Linked DNA regions of Homo sapiens: region 2 is linked to region 1. The links are chromatin loops, found by intact Hi-C in ENCODE. Cell type or tissue: GM12878. All regions are shown on one strand.

What was found. Hi-C counts contacts between places; a loop is a spot of excess contacts. Peaks named below come from ENCODE experiments on the same cell type or tissue, not always from the same donor. Only the 100,000 strongest peaks of a DNase experiment are listed, where the experiment ranks them.
Region 2: a loop joins it to region 1, with 3 times the contacts of the local background. A loop is called at or near these places in 3 of 110 quality-filtered maps.

The regions. Positions count from the first base shown.
Region 1 is chr9:79,474,321-79,482,320 of GRCh38, reverse strand. It overlaps LOC124902328 (a long non-coding RNA gene), which reads left to right and starts at 2,159. Exons shown (of 3, transcript XR_007061902.1): 1 at 2,159-2,241. RefSeq lists a silencer at 3,610-3,659. In GM12878, a CTCF peak has its summit at 3,666 (motif pointing left); a DNase peak (open chromatin) is centred at 3,720.
Region 2 is chr9:79,727,677-79,735,676 of GRCh38, reverse strand. No RefSeq gene overlaps it. Among named protein-coding and RNA genes, the nearest start is that of LINC01507, 93 kb to the left of the region's middle. RefSeq lists an enhancer at 3,926-4,427. In GM12878, no CTCF peak of the experiment used is centred here; a DNase peak (open chromatin) is centred at 4,051.

The sequences.
Region 1 (8,000 bases):
GTTTGCTTTTTCTAGTGAGAGAAAATAAAACAAGAAGACAATCCAAAGGAAGCCATAGTGAGATCATCAGTAGATAAACATTTCACAAGAGAAATGATAACCACTATTATGAGAAGCAAATGCAGCTTCTTTTTTCTTGGCCATAGAACTTTAAAACAGTCTCTGAAAACATCCCGTTATCCCTCAGCTAGCAGACACACATCTTCCAATATTTGACAAATACCATCTTGAATCTTTCTTAGTGCAGGTGGTGCTAACTATGTCATGCTGTTACTCTCTTCTCAGTTAAAGTCACATTTCTTTTTCAAATTCCTTCTGCACAGGAGAAGAAAACCTTAGCAGATGGATTAGGGTAAAGGAAATGGTACATAATGAATCACATTTGAAACCCCAGCATGCAGATCAATATGTAAGTATATATAGTCCTCCTCCTCGTCGTCTGCGTTCAGTGAATTTGAGTGTTTCAGAGACTCAAGAGGCCAGACTCTTGCTTTGTGCTGAGAAAGCTTCTCTCTGCAGCTGTGCCTCTCTTCAGAATGACTTTTTTCCCTGCTGCCATTATGCCAGGAATGCACAAGAACCTCCCAGCTTAAGTCTTCTGAGCGCTTATAGATAGCAAGGCCAGAATTCTCATCTTCTGGAACTCTAGGGAAAATTTCCAGTGAAGCATTATTTCCCCCTTTTCATAGATACGACAGTGGATGAATTAAAGTGACTTGGCCAAAGTCACAGAACATGTCAGCTGAAAGCTAAACTCCAAAATGGAAATTGCTCATTCAACTAAATTGAATTACACCAAAGCATACTGTTAAGTTTGTTTTCTCCTAAAGGTTTACAGCACACAATCACTGCTTTTTTTCCCCCCAGCAACCTCAAGGAAACAAGCTATAAACGTTCCTTTATAAAATAGCATGGAAGGTCAAATCTTCAGGCATCTCTGCCCCTATGTTCCTAGCTTCCTGTTATGTGGCTAGAATTTTGGAATCCTGGATCTAACACCAGACAAGATTGTCACTACCAAACCAATTTGAGGTCTAACCGTGCATTTTAGTGTTCATAGGACAAAGGTGGGAACAGCTGCTTAATGGGTCAATTTGTAGAATCCCACAGCTTTTAAAGTCAGTTAGTGGACTAGAATTTTCATGCACCTACTGTTTGCACAATACTTTATTCTTAGTCCAACTGAGGAGGAAATGTATACATGTATAAGGAAAAACGCCTGCTGTAGTGCATTTTTAGTAAGAGAGAATAAAAACAAAAAATCAACAATTGACAAAATTTGTGATTAGCTGAATTCAGTTCTTTTGTTTTTAGGTTTTACAGTTCAATGAATTCTATTACCCTCTGTACTTGCTTTTGCTTTTGCGTAACAATTTTAACTGCTTGAAGAGTTTTGCTACCTTTCTTTTGTTTGTTTTGCATGTTGTAACAAAGCTTCTTGGAAAGTTAGAGCATGATTTGTATCTAACTGCAACACTCCAAACAATTTCCATTGTAAGTATCTAAGGGCCTTTCTCAAGTCAGGTGTGAGGCAGAAACTTGTCAGTTTCATTCCATCAAAAGCTACCAAACAGGCAACAATGTTGATGGCAGTACACACGTGGAAAGTATTTGCCGTGACTAAGAGTTTTGAAGAAACAATCTTCATGCCCTTGTAGATAAAGTCGTGAGAGTACAGTGACTTCCAGGGTCAGCAGTAAAGCTGAAGGTAATTCTTGCTGCGTATGGTACCAATGATGAACAGAAAGACTGAAATGTGTCAGGTCAGATTTCTGAATCACCATTTAAAGAGCTTTGCATATGGGGCTGGGGATAAAATATTCCATTAGAGAGGTTCCACTCATAGAGCATGTGTACTTTTTATTCTTTCACCCGAACAAAATTTAAATATCAGACAAAGCTGGTAAGATAAACACACACACACACACACACACACACACACACACACACACACACACAGCAACTTAGTACTTCTTTTGTGACTATCCTCACAAAGAATGCTACGGAAATCTGAAACAGAAGTGGGTAGGCCCAATATAATTTTATGAGACTTGCAGTCTGTCTCTCAGCAACCATGCCACCCATTTCCTTCATCCTATATCAGCAATGCAGTATTTGATTGAAAAATTACCCCAGTTTCCCATAGACGGGTCGTTTTCTCCATGGAAAGCAAATCAGAATGGCATGCAAAGAAGACAGGCTCAGGTAGTCCAATACCTGATTCTTTCAAATCAAAAAAGGGTAAGTGCACATACCCTTAAGCCTGTGCACTCGGGCTGGTGCATTTTTGCATGTCTGTATAACTGCCTCCTTTTCACATTTCTGATTCCATAGCCTTCATGTTGCTTAAATGTTGAAACCAAATGGGAACATTTTGAGAAATGCCGGAAAGCAAAGTTAGGGGTAGTGATGCCGAGTCTGAAAGAGTGGTTGAAGAAAAGCAATGAGACGTTTAATAACTTGTAAATTCTAGTAATTGGATTTTTTAATGAACAGAAATATATTTATTTCCAGAAAGTACTTTTCAGTATGTTCTGGGGGTAGATTTGTTTCAATCAAGGCTTGAACCCTGGATAATGAAATGTTGGTAAATGTATAACTGGTTCTTTGGAAAAAAAACGCATATGCAATTTAAACATACTTGTTATACCTTACCCAAGACATACAATGAATACACCAACCAAACAGCAGTTAATGCCACTGAGAGTTTTTATGAGTGTATATAGTACAGTGGCAGGAAAACCCCGCTAAAGGGAGGTATAGAACAGAAGACTTAAGATAATGGATTTGCAAAGTCAGAAAACCCTGCAGTGGAATCCTAGGGCCAAAATCATTTACTGAACTTTTCTGAGACTTAGTGTTCTGGTAGGTAAAATTAAATAGTACTTCCCTTACACACAAGGCAGAGGCAAAGCAACAAATGAAGCCTTGGTTTGTAGCATTTGTTATTTCCATGATACAAATACTCCCATTGTGGCTGATTTCAGTCTACCAACATGACAACACTGAATGCAGAGTTGTGAAATTCCATAGCATTTCCCCCATCCAGATATGATAGACACGAATAACCAAGGGTGTAAAAAATTGCATGACGGGGTAGAATATTTAGGAAGTGATGAGTTTTGAGTATTTACCATCTTTTTAAAAATATAATTTATTTAATTAAAAGGTTATATATTTTGATTTTAAATAATGGTGGCGTTTAAGAACCAGCTCATAGAATTCCTGAAAAATTGACATTGGATTCCATGGGCCTGGAACAGGCTCTCCACTGGTTCTGGTCAAATGCAAGTCTGCTTTTTGCTAAGGAATCTGGTGTCCATAGGAGCATCGTTTCTGGCTGCTCAGAAATTAGGCTTGGTAGGCCTGGTTCACATGTGTTAATGCTTATACAATTAGCTTCTTCAGTTTAGAGACAACAATCCCTGTAATTCTCTCAGGCTGACTTAAAATTCAAGGTCTGCCAAACCCTGCCCAGATGCCAACAGCCAATAATTTATGATGGGATTAGGAATGAGAGTGAAGAAAAGTTACTTGTTAATTATGATTGTGAAGACCACACACACTATGAAAAGAAACACTCTGTACAAATGAAAGGATTCCCCGTTAGCCCCACTTGGTGATACACAAGTCAGTGGGCCTTTCGTCTGCTCTCTGCAGCTCCACCTAGGGGTTTCCCACTTGCCTTTTTCTAACCGAAAGCCCATCAGTGAAATGTCTTATCAAAACCCCCAGCAAACTGCAGAGTCCCTGGGAAAACTAGCAGTTGACAAAGGCATTACAGTACCGTGTCATGCAGGCTGTTAAAGAAATCCAGCCCTGGTGATAATGTGTATATTCATTCTGTGTAAATGATTAAGTTCAAAAAACCATACAGTGAATCATGGTAGCAAGGCCAGACTTGCTTTGATTAACTACACTGGTATAATGAAACCCAACAGAGCAATCACTGAAACATTTAGCTCCAAATGTAAATCTTCCTGAACTCTGAAAAAAAATCATGTTAGGCAATGAGAGGTGGTGTATAATACAGCCATATTTCACATAATGAAAGTTGTGGCAGTTGTAAAGAAAAGGGAATGTTAAAAAGTTGTTATGCTGTGTTTGGCAAGAATGAGTCATTTTAAAAGTGTCAATCATGATAATTCAACATATTTTTAATCTAAAGGTCAATAGAAGCAGTTTCTAAGGTGGTACAATAGTGATGCCAAATATGAAAGCAAGCAGTTATAAGATGATTTCAAGTGTTAATACTGTATCATAATGTGTCTCAGTTCTAAATTGAAGAGCATGGATTGATCAAGGTGAAAGAATTTTTATTAAAAATGTACCGAAATGGCAAGCAACATGGTCATCTCAATCAAACTGCTCTGTGGAGTTCTTCTATTCAGACGTGGTTTGGTGAAGACAGTGTGGTGTCTTGTACAGTACAGGACTACAGGACGGTGTGGTGCTGCTGTGGTACAGTAGTTATTTTGGGGAAGATGGTTGGGGAGGGCTTAGGTCTTCATCTGCTAGTGGCAACATCTACAGAATAGAAACTCTTTCCTTACAATAACCTACAAGTCATTTTCTCAAAAGCAAGAGAAACATATGCCAATGAGACATAAAGTCAGTGTTCTGTGATGGAATGGCCAGCCCTTCATGAATACACAGAACTGTTTGCATTCCTGAATATTTTCACTTTTGTCCTTGGACAGCTTTTGAATATACCTCAAATATGCTTGGGTCATGTTGTATACACTTAAGTATTAGAAATATTCCATGAGAGAAAAGTAAAATTATGCTCTGCCTTTAAAGTTTATGGGAACATGTGGTCTTCCTTACAGGGAAAGCAATTGCTACCTCGGCAGTATTGGACTTTCATCTCATGGGTTTCGTGCATACAGGTTAAACATATGAGAAGTTTTATAAGGCTATAGAAATTGTGGCAGAGAAAACAATCTATAAGAGGTCTGAGAGACATAAAAACCACCGGACACATTCAGTTTCAGGACAAAGCTCTCTCCAAAGTTATTAGATTTCATAATTCAATCTGTGTTATTGTGGGGGAACTTGGGTCCAACCACTGCTGTAGATTATAGTAATAATTCTACATAGACACATTCGCATTACACAATAACTCTCCTGGAACTGGTTGCAGACTAGCACAAGCATATTGTCTTCTGTTAATCCTCATAAACCTAACCAATAGTTTGTTTCTGTTATTTTATCACACACATTAAAACCACTTTTATATTTAAAAATGCCTAGCACAAGCCTATGATTTATCTATATGTGACTCTTTCTGGTAATGTCTCAAGAGCATATTCTATTTAATTTAAATATATATGGATCTTTAAGTGTGTTTCCAGAAGGCTTTTGGTGATATAGTCAAAGAAAACAGAAGAAATCAAAGATGAAGAAACCACTCTATCACATTCTTTCCTTTCCCATGAAGAGAAAATGATTGCACAGAGGTTCTTATAAATGCCTTAGGAGACAGACATTTGGACCTTCTGATATTTCTTGCTACTCGTCTTTTCCTGTCGCTTCTTTCCTCTCTAAATTCTTAAAACATGCCATGTATCTTCAAAGTGTGGGTCTCACAACCATTATTCCAAGTATCTAAACAGGTCTATTGTATAGTTTACCTACCAGTGCATTGTACAGTAATGGTGTGGACACACAATTTATTCTGTTGCATTCTGTTGTTTTTTATTTTTAATTTTTTCTCAATACAAAAGTAACACATGCTGATATTAGAAACACTGGAAAAATCAGATAAGTAAAGAAGAAAATTAAAATGCTACATAAGTTCACCTCACAGAGAAAACCACTGTTGAAATTTTGCTGTATATTTTTCTGGTGTTTTAAATATATAACATATATACACATGTTAAAAATTACATTTGGGGTCATATTGTGCGGGGTGCCCAGAAAGTCCGTAAACATAGGTGAAAATGATATTATCTATGTTAATATTATTAATATTATAAGAATTGCTGACATTAGCAAGGATATATTAATATTATTTCATATTATTTATTCGTCTTACAGATTGGAGATGTCTTTGATGGCATTATATGTAATTCGCCTATGTTTCCAGACTTTCATGAACACACTGTAGATGAGCAGTATATATATATACACACACACACATACATATATATACACACACATATATATATATATATTTTTTTTTTTGAGACAGGGTATGGCTTTGTCACCCAAGCTGGAGTGCAGTGGTGTGATCTTGGCTCACTGTAACCTCCACCTCCCGGGCTCAAGTGATCCTTCCACTTCTGCTTGCCGAATAGCTGGGACCACAAGTGTGTCCTATTATGTTGGCTTTTTTCTATTTTTTTGTAGAGACAGGGTTTCGCCATGTTATCCAGGCTGGTCTTGACCTCTGGGCTCAAGCAATCTGCCTGCCTCAACCTCCCAAAGGGTTAGGATTAAGGTGTGAGCCACTGCACCTGGCCGGTGTATATATATTTCTTGACCTTTTTTTTTTCACCATAGCAGGTTCCAATCCTGACTTGACCATTCATTTAAGGTCTTCAAATGGGCAGTGGTCACAAATGTAGAAATATTCCCACTTGCCGTGCCAGAAAAGAAACAGTTTACAGATATCCTAGCTTGTTTTTCCAAAAGGTCAATTCACAAGCTCTCTGCAGATTTATCAGTTTCAAGCTCAATGACCACAACATTTGGCAAAAGTCCAACAACTGGAGACATTTAAAAGTAGCATATTTTCTGAAATCGCTTACCTTTCCCAAACACACTCCTTGTAGAAAAATTAGAAAGGGTAGAGGGTAAGAAGGTAGGGAAAAAAGTGCCAGCTGCGGCCTTAGCTGTCTGTTACATAGTCCAAATATGGACAGGGAGAGACCAATTCTTAGACAGGGCTTCAGTTATATTGACCTTCACAAAACAAGTCTCCCCTGTCATGCCAATGAAGTTATTGAAATTGAAATTTATTCTAGGCCTTTATGAAACAGCTGCAGGACAAGGCCGGTCTCCATCATCTTCTGGGGAAAGCCTTCACTTTCATGGAGCTAAACTCCATTGATCAGGGCAATTACAGACTTAGAGGATAAATGCTTCAGAGCCACATCTTTTCTAAAGGTTTTCCTTTCCAGAAATTTCTTTTTTTAAAAAAAGTTATTAATTTCCAAGTGGCTGTGGTTATAGTCATGATCTTTGTGCAATGTTTCCATTTGACCTGACTCATAAGCATTACAAATTGGATATTGAGAAAAAGCCTTAGCATCAAATGGATTCAAATGTTTGGTGCTATTCTAATTGTCAGGTGTGCATTTTATATGGCAATTTCATCACTGCTGAAGAGACATATATGTTTCGTTAGAATATGAGCCTGTTCCTGAGAGGTGAAGCCAGCTGGACTTCCTGGGTCGAGTGGGGACCTGGAGAACTTTTCTGTCTTACAAGAGGTTTGTAAAATGCACCAATCAGTGCTCTGTAAAAATGCGCCAATCAGTGCTCTGCAGCTAGCTAGAGGTTTGTAAAATGGACGAATCAGCACCCTGTAAAATGGACCAATCAGCACTCTGTAAAATGGACCAATCAGCCGGACATGGGCGGGGACAAATAACAGAATAAAAGCTGGCCACCTCAGCCAGCAGCAGGAACCGCTCAGGTCCCCTTCCACGTTGTGGACGCTGTGTTCTTTCGCTCTTCACAATAAATCTTGCTGCTGCTCACTCTTTGGGTCCTTGCCATCTTTAAGAGCTGTAACACTCACCCTGAAGGTCCGTGGCTCCATTCTTGAAGTCAGCAAGACCACAAACCCATGGGAAGGAATCAACTCCGGACACATTCCCGTCTATTGTTCTGGAGCCAAAACCTTAAAACAATGAAAATTGAAGTATCCTGACTATAGGCTGATTGTTTGAAATATGAACAAAATGCAAACATGACCTTGGCCCTTGCAGTACTGAAAAAGGAATTTTTTAAAGTGTTTCGAAGTCACACATATAAGAACTCTGTTTTATTTG
Region 2 (8,000 bases), 250 kb before region 1:
AACGTCCCGAAAAGATGATCTCACTTAAAACACTCATAGCTGCCCAATTCTCCTCTAGGGAGCCAATTATGCACTCATCTAAATAGCTATGAATCCTGCAGTGGCTCTGGCAGCCCTTGTTTTTCACAGGAAAGCAATTCAGACAGTAACTTAACTGGTCCAAGTTCTGTGATGAGATCTTAATTAAAACTCTACAGTCATCTCTCTGAATTCCCTAAGTTCTTGGCAATGGGGAGAGAGTCAGCCTTCTTTAATACATGTATGTGACACTGAGCCCTCAGGCCACATAATCAGACTGCCCTCAGACTTGAGCAACAGATTAAAATGGCTTTGTGCACCCAGAATTGTGGCAATCAAGATTTCAAGCAACCTGTGTCCTTTGCCTTGAAGCCCATCAATCTATTCTGTGAACGGGGCCTCCTGTTATCTTAGTGTAACTTTAACATGACTGTAAACAATTGTTTAACCACCATGGTTGGGCCTTTATGGGGTCATGAATCAAAACACACAAAAGTAATCAAGGAGAAGCTTCCCTTGTGGCCCATCTATCATACAAGAATGTACATGTTACAAAGTACTTGTTTTTAAGAAGAAAAAAAAAAAAAGAAAGAAAAGGAAAGGAAAGAAACCAGGCCAGAACAAAAAGCACCATGTTTCTAAAAAAAAAATTATCACAAAATTGTTTATGTTTTAAAAAGCTAACCACATTTTATTGAGGATTTTCACATCGATGTTCATCAGGGATATTGGCCTCAAATTTTCTTTTTTTTGTTGTGTCTCTGCCAGGTTTTGGTATCAGGATGATGCTGGCCTCATAAAATGAGTTAGGGAGGAGGAGTCCCTCTTTTTCTATTGTTTGGAATAGTTTCAGAAGGAATAGTACCAGCTCCTCTTTGTATCTCTGGTAGAATTCAGCTGTGAATCCATATTGTCCTGGCCTCAATTTCAGAACTTGTTATTGGTCTATTCAGGGATTCAACTTCTTCCTGGTTTGTCTTGGGAGGGTGTATGTGTCCAGGAGTTTATCCATTTCTTCTAGATTTTCTAGTTTATTTGCATAGAGGTGTTTATAGTATTCTCTGATGGTAGTTTGTATTTCTGTGGGATCAGTGGTGACATCCCCTTCATCATTTTTTATTGTGTCTATTTGATTCTTCTCTCTTTTCTTCTTTATTAGTCTGGCTAGCGGTCTATCTATTTTGTTGATCTTTTCAAGAAACCAGCTCCTGGATTCATTGCTTTTTTGAAGGGTTTTTTGTGTTTCTATCTCCTTCAGTTCTGCTCTGATCTTAGTTATTTCTTGTCTTCTGCTAGCTTTTGAATTTGTTTGCTCTTGCTTCTCTAGTTCTTTTAAGTGTGATGTTATGGTATCGATTTTAGATCTTTGCTGCTTTCTCCTGTGGGCATTTAGTGCTATAAATTTCCCTTCAAACACTGCTTTAGCTGTGTCCCCAAGATTCTGGTATGTTGTCTTTGTTCTCATTGGTTTTGAAGAACTTATTTATTTCTGCCTTAATTTCATTATTTACCCAGTAGTCATTCAGGAGCAGGTTGTTCAGTTTCCATGTAGTTGTGTGCTTTTGAGTGAGTTTCTTAATCCTGAGTTCTAATTTGATTGCACTGTGGTCTGAGAAACTGTTTATGATTTCCGTTCTTTTGCATTTGCCAAGGAGTGTTTTACTTCCAATTATGTGGTCAATTTTAGAATAAGTGTGATGTGGTGCTGAGAAGAATGTATATTCTGTTGATTTGGGGTGGAGAGTTCTGTAGATGTCTATTAGGTCCGCTTGGTCCAGAGCTGAGTTCAAGTCCTGAATATCGTTGTTAATTTTCTGTCTCATTGATCTAAGTTTGGAGGAGAAAAAAAATAAAACATGGATTGAGACGTCTCCAATCAGAAAATTTTAAAGATATTTTTGATGCTGCATGTTTTTTGTTGATGTTTTCATTACCATTGAAATATACAGTTGCTGGGTGCAGTGGCTCATGCCTGTAATCCCAGCACTTTGGGAGGCCGAGGCAGGCATATCACCTGAGGTCAGGAGTTCGAGACCAGTCTGGCCAATGTGGCAAAACCTCGTCTCTACTAATAGTACAAAAATTAGCTGGGCGTGGTAGTGCCTGTCTGTAGTCCCAGCTACTTGGGAGGCTGAGGCAGGAGAGTCGCTTGAACCCAAGAGTTGGAGGTTGCAGTGAGCTGAGATGGCACCACTGTACTCCAGCAGGGGCAAGAGAGAGAGACTGCATCTCAAAAAGCAAATAATAAAAATAAAATAAAATTATCTATATATATATATATCTCTATATATATATATCTCTCTCTACACACACACACACAGCTTTTTTTTTTTTTTGAGACAGAGTCTTGCTCTTGTTGCCCAGGCTGGAGTGCAATGGCGCAATCTTGGCTCACTGCAACCTCCATCTCCTGGGTTCAAGTGATTCTCCTGCCTCAGCATCCCAAGTAGCTGGGATTACAGACGCCCGCCACCATGCCTGGCTAATTTTTTGTATTTTTAGTACAGACCGGGTTTCACCATGTTGGCCAGGCTGGTCTTGAACTCTTGACCTCAGGTGATCCACCCACCTTGGCCTCCCAAAGTGATGGGATTACAGGCGTGAGCCACCGTGCCCAGTCAGCTTTTAACAATGCCTCTCATCTAAAGATTAGATGAGTCACATATAGCATCAAATTAAAAACCAAGTTTCGCAGGGCCAAGGACACACGGTCTGTATCAAAGCCCATGCCTTACTTTGTTTTTTTTTTTTTTTAAAGAAGTATGGATTTTTTTATTGGGCATAGTGAAAAAGTAATTTTCAATGACCGATTAGAAAAGATGCAGAGAACATATGGAAGTAGTATGTGGGAGACAATACAAAACAGGGAACCAAAAGAATATTCTAGATAGTGTTGTCATCCCAGTCCCTGAGGATGACAGCACATACTGACAGTGGACAGATGCTGAGACACCAGCTCTGGCATCAGAGCAAGCTTCTGTCATTGTCCCTTGATCAAGTCACTTAACCTCTGTGAATCTGATTCCTCATCTTCAAAATGAGAACAAAAACATAGATCCACAAACTCCTTTTCAATTCCAAAATAAAAAATTCAGAGGAAGCTAGAAGTTTCTTCGTGATGCATTTGGGGACAAAACCAACCTAAACGGAGTTGTATATGTTTATAGTCATTACCTACTCCACTGAACATGAACATTCAGACGCTTTGCCCCGGAAAGATGAATGTGCTTCATTATGGGGTGCTACTAAATGGGACATGTTTGGTGCACACACAATCTGCATTACTTGGCCGGGCGCGGTGGCTCAGGCCTGTAATCCCAGCACTTTGGGAGGCCAAGGTGGGCGGAACAGTTGAGGCCAGGAGTTCAAGACCAGTCTGGCCAACACAGTGAAACCCTGTCTCTACTAAAAATGGAAAAAATTAGCTGGGTGTGGTGGCAGGCGCCTGTAATCCCAGCTATTTGGGATTAAAGGTAGAAGAGAGTTCAATACATATGAACATTTTTCAATCAAAAAGCTTGTTTCAGTTTTTCAAGGAGTAAATATCAGTTTTCTAAAAAATTAACATGCAATTTTTCACTTCCTGAAAATGTTGGATGACAGAGGTAAATTATGATGTGACAATTGTCACCATGAAAATAAGAAAATTTTTTAACAATTTAAATAGATGAAACTTTGTAAGCTTGGACAACACCAGATTGCCTTATCTTATTCTCTCCTGCAGGTCTGAGGTCAGATTATAAATTTAATGAGTTCTAGAAACCTAGTGGTATGAAATATGAAAAAGACACCATAACGCTGTATTCTGTAATTTGTGCATGAGCAAATCTTTGGCAAGAAAAGTGCACACACACACGCACACACACACGCACACACTGCAAATGCTGTGTGCTGAAGTTGGAAGAGCTGAGCTGGAAGTCTGGTTGCTAAGTCTCCTGCTCGAAGTCTATGCTGCATACAAAGCAGGATGTCTGCAAAGCACAAGCCAACCACCTCACGCAGAGCCTCTCAAGGTAAATGCAAAGGTGACTCAAAAATGTGTAAGTCTACCCCTCAGGGATTGTAGTTAAATCCTTTCACTTTCTGTCAGCTTGAGTCACCACTAACCTTCTTATTAGGGGCACTTTATGCTTTGTTTTTAAGACCATCACTCAGGAACAAGTGTCTGCAAATCAAGGCCTTTGTTCTCAAAGTAACCTTTACAACCTTCTTGTGCCCAGGAGGCTGTTCTTGCCCATACTAAAACCTGGATTCCTACAGCTGCACAGGTGGTGGTGGGATAACCATCAGCGTGGAAACCATAACTTTGAATTTCCTGACTCAGCCATAAAACCTGAAATCACATTTCATTAACACTGATTGCCTACTCAGAGGAAACATGAAAGGGGCTATGAATCTCTGACGGAGATTTAAGAGCAAGGTTTAACGGTTGATTTCTTCAATTACTCCAGAAACAAAGTCTTGTTTTCACGTATCTGGGAAGGACCAGCTGACTTCTGAGAGGGATGCTTTATTCTCGGCAGTAACAGGCTTCTCTGCATTTGGTACATTATCCAAAGTTGACCCCTAACAGGTGTTTAAGTGAATAGGTATTTGTTTAAACTCAACTCTTCTAGGGCAAAGAGGCGTCCAACTGAAGTTCTTCAAGCAATGGGAAGTCATCTTAAGGAACAGTGCTTGCAGCACAGTGGTCCTGGAGTCTCACTCCTGCCCTTGTGGTGCCTCCTGCTAGTATCTCTCCCAGTCCCTGTGCTGCTGGGACGAGGAGGAAGGACACAAGCTTGGTCTGACAGTCTTCCTTCATGGAGCCCTCATGGTCACAATGCCTGCATTTCACCCTTGACTCAGTTCCCACCACTCATTCATTCTCCTGCAACTTCCCAGCCTCCTGAGAATAAAAAGTTCCCTAGCTCATCTCATACTTTCTGCCACATAAGATACAGCCAGGGTACCAAGTATGGTAGTTCCTCTTGGAAGAGGCAGGGGGGGTGTCTAGTGGAGACTGGGTAATGGCCAACTGCTCCGTAAGTCTAGGGAGAAATGCAGGGCCATCCAGAAACACTAGGGCATGAGTTTCGTTAGATCCTACCTAAACAGAGTCCCAAAATTCTGCTGCCTAAATTTTCAACAACTTAACTACTTCGTAAGTACCTTCGTGTGTGTATTTTGCTAGACCCAAGTCAAATATGACATTTATGTGAGTTTAAATCTTCTTCCAAAATAACCTTCCCAATGTTCTCATCACCCCGCAGGGTGAAGTTAATGGGCTCCCTGCAGCAGATGCCAAGGGTCGCGCATACAGGGGACATCTACTCACACGCGAGTGGGTATCTGCATTGTACGTACCACATTCAGTCCACAGTGGGAACACACAGCACAGGAACAAAGAAGACAATTTGTGATTGATTTCAAGAGTTGTCAAAAGGTTCTGTGATGCTGAAACCAGAAGCCAGTTAATTTGTGTGAAACTGAGAGACAAAGAGCAATGAAGTGTCTTGAATCCTTCATTTCGTGTTCCAACCTGCCATGCTGGACAGACAGTACAGAATTCTGGACCACAAGTCAGGAGCCTTGAGCTTGTACCCCCGGGAGATAACGGATTTGGGTAAACACCTTTCTCCTCCGATCCTTGGTGCTCTTGTGTGTAAATTCAGGATTCTAGCGTCCACCCTGGCTAGGCCTGCAGTGAGATCAAATGGGACAACTTTCATGAAAACACTTGTGCTCATCATTTTCCTCTGGACTAAAGGCAACCCTGTGGGAACTCTCTGCAGGCCAAATATCTGAAGTCTTAGCCGAGAATTTTCTTTCCCTGAGGACAGGTAAACTAGAGTCTCCTGTGAATTCCTTTCTGGGACCCACAAGATTCTATCACAGGCTGCCAAAAATGCAAACTAAACTGCTTGCAAGGTAAGAGTTCTATCTTGATAGCATTACTCTTAAAATGTTCTAATACATGAGAGGTTTTCTAATATGCTCAGGTCATCAAAAATAAGCCATTTTCATTGTTAGTTCTGAATGTAAGTTTCAACCAAAAGGCAGATAAATGCAATTAGCTCAAAAGAACAGGGGTCGTTATGAGCTGCTGCCACAGTGAGAAACTGTTGGGCGCAGGACCTTGGAGCTTGTTGAATGCCTCTTTGCAAGTTGCAGCAGCTGGTGGTTTTGGATATGAGCATCCAAGAATATCAAATAAATAATTTTTTTGGCACTGACATCTTCATAATTTTGTAATTGCTTACTCAACACTGGACACGGAATCTCAGAACAAATTTCCATAAAACTGTCAAAAATATCAATCAACAAATACCTTAAGTTGGACACTTTGCTTCTAGGACAGCACAACTGTAAAACTTTCCAGATTGAGGCATGTCTAGAAGTAGATAAGGTGACAGTTGAGGATATTTATAAGGCTAGCATGCGCACAGCACCTCTATCCAGAATACTACTTCTGGCTGAAGAACATCAATTTCCCCTGCTTTTGGCTGCAGGAACCCAGAATTACATGGTTGTGTGTGATGGTTTGAAACCAAGTTTTTGGATATCCCAAGGCTGTGTAATTTCCAACCACTTGCAGGTATTCTGAGGCTGCAGCTAAGGTTCCAACATACACTGTTTTAGGACAAAGCTGGATCTCTTGCACCTCAGACTATGAAGCCATATTGCTAAAGAGTGGCCCAAAGCGAGGTGTGTATCCATAAATACTCTAAGGACTTAGGTTCTGTCACTCTCCATTTGACCCGCCAATCTTAGGAAGGTCATGATGCTTTCCTTACTCTGGGTTTCCTTGTAGTGTCCTGAGAGTTCTGCTGTCTTCTCTCATTGAAACTAAGCTTTCCCTGGTTCAGGGAGATTCCCATCTTTGTTCTTCTTCAGACTCTGCAAGACTACATTTGAAGCAAAAACTATGGTAACCTAAAAACCAAGTTTAAGCAATTACTTTTAACATTATAATTACAACATCAAGAACATCAAGACTGTGCACATCAAGCCAGGGCTGAGCTTTATATATAGACCTAAAAATTTAATTTGGTAATACATTAGCAGTGAAAGGAAATAGATGCCCACTTGTCTAAAAAAGTTAAATCTATGCATTCATCTCAGTTTTTTATTCCATTCAACAGCCAATGTTTTGGATTTCTCTAAAGATAACTAAAGGCATCACAGACTTCACCCATCAGATACCCAAAAGGAATTCCAACCCCTTGAGACAGGCACGTTCCACCTTCTAGAGGTGCACTGTGCATGTGTCATACTTTTGTGCCAAAGCTATTTTACTCCAAAGCTCTCTCATCTTTTAAACATTTTTAATAACGTTACACAAGAATTAATGGAGGAATACTTTAAAAGTGGGAAGAACTTACATTTCTATGCTCACTACCCTCCTAATCTGCCCAATTCAGCAAAGATTACTACTATATATATATGCTACTACTATATATAGCTGGGCACTAGAGGAGAAAGTTCACACAATCCCTGCTGTCGGGAAGGGGATGCAGTGTCTCATGTGGGGAGGGGAATCCAAGCTCTCGGAGGCCAGGTGATGCTGCCGTCCAGACCCTGGGATTGCCACTCTATGAGGGATCACCAGCTTTTCCTCTCCAAAGCCACCCAGAGCTCAGATGTTATTAGGACAATGTGTGGTCCACTGTGTCGGTCCACATGGACAACTCTGCTCTGTGCCTTACCTAGATAATCACCTCCCTCTTACTCCAGACGCCCCCAGTCTTCCAGTGTGTACAGATATACTCGATGCATTAGTACCTTCCTCAGACTTGCTTTTCCCTTAGGGTTTCCAAATCTTTGGACCATATAGGTACACAAGCTGTGAAAAACCTGAGATAATGGGTAGGTGGCTAATATTGTATGTATATATTATATATACGTATATATATAAAATATGTAATATAAGCCAGTACAGTGCTCTGTACATAGCAGATATTGAAGATTATTCCTTCCCAGTCCAACATAAACTCCATCAT